Linked DNA regions of Homo sapiens: region 2 is linked to region 1. The links are chromatin loops, found by intact Hi-C in ENCODE. Cell type or tissue: sigmoid colon. All regions are shown on one strand. Region 1 overlaps CACNG8 (calcium voltage-gated channel auxiliary subunit gamma 8). Region 2 holds the start of PRKCG (protein kinase C gamma).

What was found. Peaks named below come from ENCODE experiments on the same cell type or tissue, not always from the same donor. Only the 100,000 strongest peaks of a DNase experiment are listed, where the experiment ranks them.
Region 2: it touches region 1 in a loop (3-fold over the local background); 4 of 110 quality-filtered maps call a loop at or near these places.

Annotation. Positions count from the first base shown.
Region 1 is chr19:53,976,704-53,979,203 of GRCh38, reverse strand. It overlaps CACNG8 (calcium voltage-gated channel auxiliary subunit gamma 8), which reads right to left. Exons shown (of 4, transcript NM_031895.6): 2 at 975-1,058. Among named protein-coding and RNA genes, the nearest start is that of MIR935, 4.4 kb to the left of the region's middle. In sigmoid colon, no CTCF peak of the experiment used is centred here; DNase peaks (open chromatin) are centred at 787 and 1,553; H3K4me3 peaks cover 970 bases; H3K27me3 peaks cover 2,500 bases.
Region 2 is chr19:53,881,122-53,883,621 of GRCh38, reverse strand. PRKCG (protein kinase C gamma) reads right to left here and starts at 1,425. Exons shown (of 18, transcript NM_002739.5): 1 at 958-1,425; 2 at 428-459. The coding sequence starts at 1,127. RefSeq lists an enhancer at 422-973. In sigmoid colon, CTCF peaks have their summits at 1,113 and 1,314 (motif pointing right); a DNase peak (open chromatin) is centred at 1,488; H3K4me3 peaks cover 699 bases; H3K27me3 peaks cover 2,039 bases.

The sequences.
Region 1 (2,500 bases):
CCGCTTTTTCTGCCTGGCCTCATCTGTCTTCCTAAGTCTCTCTCCCACTTTTTCTCCCTGGCCTCATCTGTCTTCCTAGCCACCCCCACCCACAACTTTTTCTGTCTGGCTTCACCTATCTTCCTAGGTCTCTCCCCCCTCTTTTTTTTTCTGCCTGGCCTCATCTGTCTTCCTAGGTCTTTCCCCACCCCACCCCACCCCACCCCTTTTTTCGCCTGGCCTCCTCTATCTTCCTGGGTCTCTCTCTCCCCTCCTTTTCTGCCTGGTTTCTTCAATCTTCCAGGTTTCTCTTCTCTTCACTCCCTTCCTCTCCCTTCCTCCTTCCCTCCCTCCCTACCCCCTTTAGGCCTGACTTCGTCTATCTCTCTTTCTCCCTCTTTTCCTCCCTCCCTTCTTCCCCTTATCTCTCTCTCCCCGCCCCCACTCCCCGCCCCGCCCTCCTCTTTTTCTCTGCAGTCCTTCCTTTCCACCCACCCCTAAAACCCCAGGCAACTAGATTTTGCGATTTCGGAACCTGGCTGAGGCCGCAGCCAATCATCATTTAGGATTTGCCGCGTTCTCGGGGTAGCTACCAATGGCAATACAGGCTTTCCCAGCCGGCTCCCAGTAGTGGCCCGTCACCGCCGCAGATTGCCCCACAGCTCTGCGGCGCGGTGGCCAATCCCAGTCCGGGATTCCACAACCAGTCACGGCGCAGAGTCGCCGCGAGGGCCAAAGAGAGCAAAGCGGCCAATTAGCGCCCAGGATCCTCCCTCAGCCCGCCCCAAGGTGAGAGGAGGGGGCGGGAACGAGATCAGTCAGCCAATCGGGGACCAGAGGATCTCACTATCTGGACTCGGATTGGCTGGGAGGCTAACCTCGGCGTGTCGATCCAAGTGCCGGAGTCCCAGTGCCTTTTCCCGGCACCCACCCCGACGCCTTCCAGGCCCCGCGATTTGACCCACTCCCCACGTCTGTCCCGGACCCCCACGTACGGAGTAGATACTCCGCGCTGTCGTGGTCGTAGTCCGTGTCCTCCGGGAAATGATTGATCTTCACGCAGACGCCTCTTTTCAACCCTGGAGGAGCGGGGAGGGCAGTGGTGGGGGCGGATACTTCAGGGTTGGGGGCGGGGCAACCCCACTGACAACCGACCCTTCCCTTCCCCAAACCCCTTCTCTCTCTGGGCTGCTTGGGAGACCGCAAGTCCTGGCTCCTGAGCCCGACTCGTGATATGGGACAAACTTTCAACTTCTCTGGTCTGTTTCCCCGCCTGTTAAAGAAAAGAAGAAAAGCAAGGAAAAAAACCCAAAGTCTAACATCCTTGCAGCACTCACTGCAAGGCTACAGGACCTTGGTCCTGTAAGCTGCGCTAAGTTGCTCCAGCACTCTGGACTTCCGGCTCCCACCTCTGTAAGAAAGAGGGTGTTGTTGGCTTCAATAATAGCAAGGCGCTTCCCACCTCTCAATTGGTTGAAAAGTCTGGAAATGCGTGGGAAAAAAAACAAGGAAAGTGATGCGGAAGCCGATGAGGACTACATTTCCCATGAGACCCCGTGAAGTCTGGAGTCCAGTTGTGAGAAGAGCAGCCGCAGTGGATCATGGGAGTTGTAGTCTCTAGTCCTGTGGGGATGGGGAGAGAGAGGTTCCAGTCTCTTTCTGCAGGGAACCTGGAACCTTCTGGAGAGAAATGGAGTAGTTGAAGCAAGCAGAGGTGTGTGAGGGGTGGAGTATGCCTCTAGGGGTCATGCATCCTCATCTCCTTCCCCTCCTAAGATGCTCATCCTCAGCTATTTTCTCATCCTTGGGAACAGTTAATGTTTTACCACCTCTAGCACATAGCTGGAGAAAAAAATTAAAAATATAAGTATAAACAATGTAGTTTCCTCAACTGCCCAGCTCTGTCCAGTTCTGCAGACCTCTGCCCATGCTGTGGAACATTCCAGCTCACATTCTTTGCTGATGTAGTACTTTACCTGCAGCAGGCAGCTCAGGAGGCACCTTCTTGAGGAGGCTTTCCCTAGACACACACAGACACACATGCACACTCATTCCTCCCACCGAACTTGGGTCAGTTTCCTGCTCTGAGGTGCCCCGTAGGACATGCATTAGTTGGTAGATGATCTTCTTCGTCCTCGGTAAGCTGAGAGTTCCTGGAGGGGGTAGGGCATGGGAGTCCGATTCCTCTGTGTGTCCCAGCATTTCTTGGCAGTAGGCCTGGCACACGGGAGACCTCAAGAAATAAGGGCTGAGGCCGGGCACGGTGGCTCACACCTGTAATCCCTGCACTTTGGGAGGCCAAGGCGGGTGGATCACTTGAGGTCGGGAGTTCAAGACCAGCCTGACCAACATGGTGAAACCCTATCTCTACTAAAAATACAAAAATTAGCTGGGCATGGTGGCGGGTGCCTGTAATCCCAGCTACTCGGGAGGCTGAGGCAGGAGAACCACTTGAACCCAGGAGGTGGAGGTTGCAGTGAGCCAAGGCTGCACCATTACACTCCAGCCTGGGTGACAAAGC
Region 2 (2,500 bases), 96 kb after region 1:
CCCGCCCGGCCCCCACTCGCCCATTGGTGACCCCACCCGGCCTGCCCCTGCCTAGGACGGCTGGTGTTGTCATGGCGACGGCAGCCTGGGGTGGGGGGGGGCTCTGACTTTGCATCTCCAGCCCCCTCCCCCTTCCCCCCTTCAGCTCCCCTTTTCCAAATCTCCATGTTCCCATGGCAACAGATTCTCCAAATATCTGTCCCCACCTGGAGCCGGCCGAGGGAGGGGCCCCCAGCACCACCTCCGCGGTGGCCCCACCATCAAAGCTCCCTCCCCACCACAGGCTGTGTCTCTGCCACACCCCCCGCCCCGGGCTCCCCCGCGCCTCTCTGGGGACCAGAGAACACGTGTGTCAAGCAGCCTCAGCTGTGGGGCCCCAGCCTCCACCCTCCTGAGGGTCCCAGGAGCCCCGGTCCCCAGCTCTTACCTTGACATTGCAGGCCCTGCTTTCCGATACCCCTGGAAGAGTCAGGGATCCTAGGTCAGTGCAGAAAGGGGTACCTGGACCCCCAACCTCTGCGAGCCACAGGGGGCCTGCGCTCTCTGACCCTCCTCCCGCAGGGCCCAGGTGTCCAAGCCCCGGCCACCTCCTCTTTCTAGAACCCAGAAATTTTGGCCCCCAGCCCTTCTTCCCTTAGACTGGAGTTCAGCCCCCAGTTTCTTCCTCCTTCAGACCCAGGAATCCAGGCTCCCAGCCCCCCAGGCCCTTCCTCCCTCAGACCCAAGACTCCAGGACCTCTGTCCTCCAGCCTCCTCCTCCCTCGGACCCAGCACTCCAGGAACCAGCCTCCTCCTCACTGAAACCCAGGAGTCGAAGCTCCCAGCGTTCCCTGGCCATCCTAGAACCTGGGAGTCGGGACTACAGCCCCCTCCTTCTTCCTTCCACAGGGGTCGGCGTGATAGGAGTCTGCACCCCTAGTCCCCTCGTCCCCCAGTCCCCCAGCCCCCTTCCCTCACCAGATGAAGTCGGTGCAGTGGCTGCAGAAGGTGGGCTGCTTGAAGAAGCGAGCGGTGAACTTGTGGCTCTTGACTTCGTGGACCACCTTCTGCCTCAGGGCCCCCTTTCTGCAAAACAGGGGCCGGGGTCCCCCCTCTGAATCGCCTACGCCGGGGCCCAGACCAGCCATGGCCCCAGAAACGTAGCAGGGACCAGGATCCTGCCTTTCTTGGGGGAAACAGGTGGAAGGGAGAGGAGCTGGAGACTCGAAGGATCAAAGGAGCCACAGGGAAATTCCGAGGTGGGCAGGAGAGGGGCAAGGCACCTCCAGGTGCGGAGCGCGCCAGGCAGGGAGCGGCACCCCGGGCGCGCCGGCTCCGCCAGGGGGAGCGGGCGAGTGGGGAGGAAGAGCCAAAGGCAGGGGCGCCGGCAGCCGGAGGCACGGGCGGCGGCGGTGGGAGCTCCAGCTCCGGCACCTGCTGAAATGTGGGAGCCCCGGGTTGGGGGAGGCGTTGCCAGGACGACCGAGAGGGCGGGGTTTCGGCTTAAAGGCGCTCCCCTCCCGGAGACACGGGACAAATGTCCTCCCTCCCCGCCCCCCACACGTGCACACACCCACTCCGGGGGCTGGCTGGAGGGAGGGGCATCCTCTGAGCCTGGCTCCCCCCCACCACCCTGCAATCTGTCATCCTGCCCCGCGTTCCTCCCCCACTAGGGTGCCTCGTGTGTCCTGTGGGCGCCCTGGGGTCCCTGTGTCTGACCCTGCCCCTCTCCTTCCTTCAACAAACTTTATGCTCCACGCTAGGGGTCCAGCAGTGGACAGGCAGGGCGCTAAGGTTCTCACTTTCTCCGATGCCGGCTGAGTCTTTATTTCCTCCCCTGGCCTCTCCATTATTTGTGTAGCTCTCTGCCTGCGTGTGTCTTTCTTGTGACCTCTGTCCCTCTCCCTCTATTCCTGGAGCGAGCTTTCTCGATGTGTCTCTGTTTCTGCCTCTCAGTGGATCTGTTTTCTTTTCCCTGTCTCCGAGAAATGCTGTTTCTATTTCTTTCTATTTCTCTATTTCCTCTGCTGTGTGTCTCCATCTGTATCTGTCGCCATCTCTGGGTCTTGGTGTCGTGGTTCTTCTCGGGGTCTTGGTCTGCCTCACTGTGAATCAGTCTCCCTCTGTCTCTCCCTCTACGTCTGATAAATTCTTCCGCCTCTGTCTCCCTGAGTTTGTTTCTTTCCCTGTCTTTGTCTCTCTGGCTCTGTGAATCTCTATTCTCTCTCAGGCTGTGACTCTGTCTCCCCCTCCCTCTGCAACTTGATCTCTTTGGGAGTCCGTCTCTGTCTTCCTCTCTGGGAGTCACTCTCTAAATGCTTGCCCCTGTCTCTCCCTCTCTCTCCTCACCTCCACCCGTCTTTATAAATGCCTTTGTCTCTGTCTCTCTCCCTTCCTCCGGTTCTGCAACTCCGTCTCTGTTTTTGTTTGTCTCTTCCTATATCTCTCTGGTTCCATCTGTTTCTCTGTACTTGTCCCTCTCTGGCTCTGTTGATCTCTCTCTCTCTCTCTGATGCTAGGG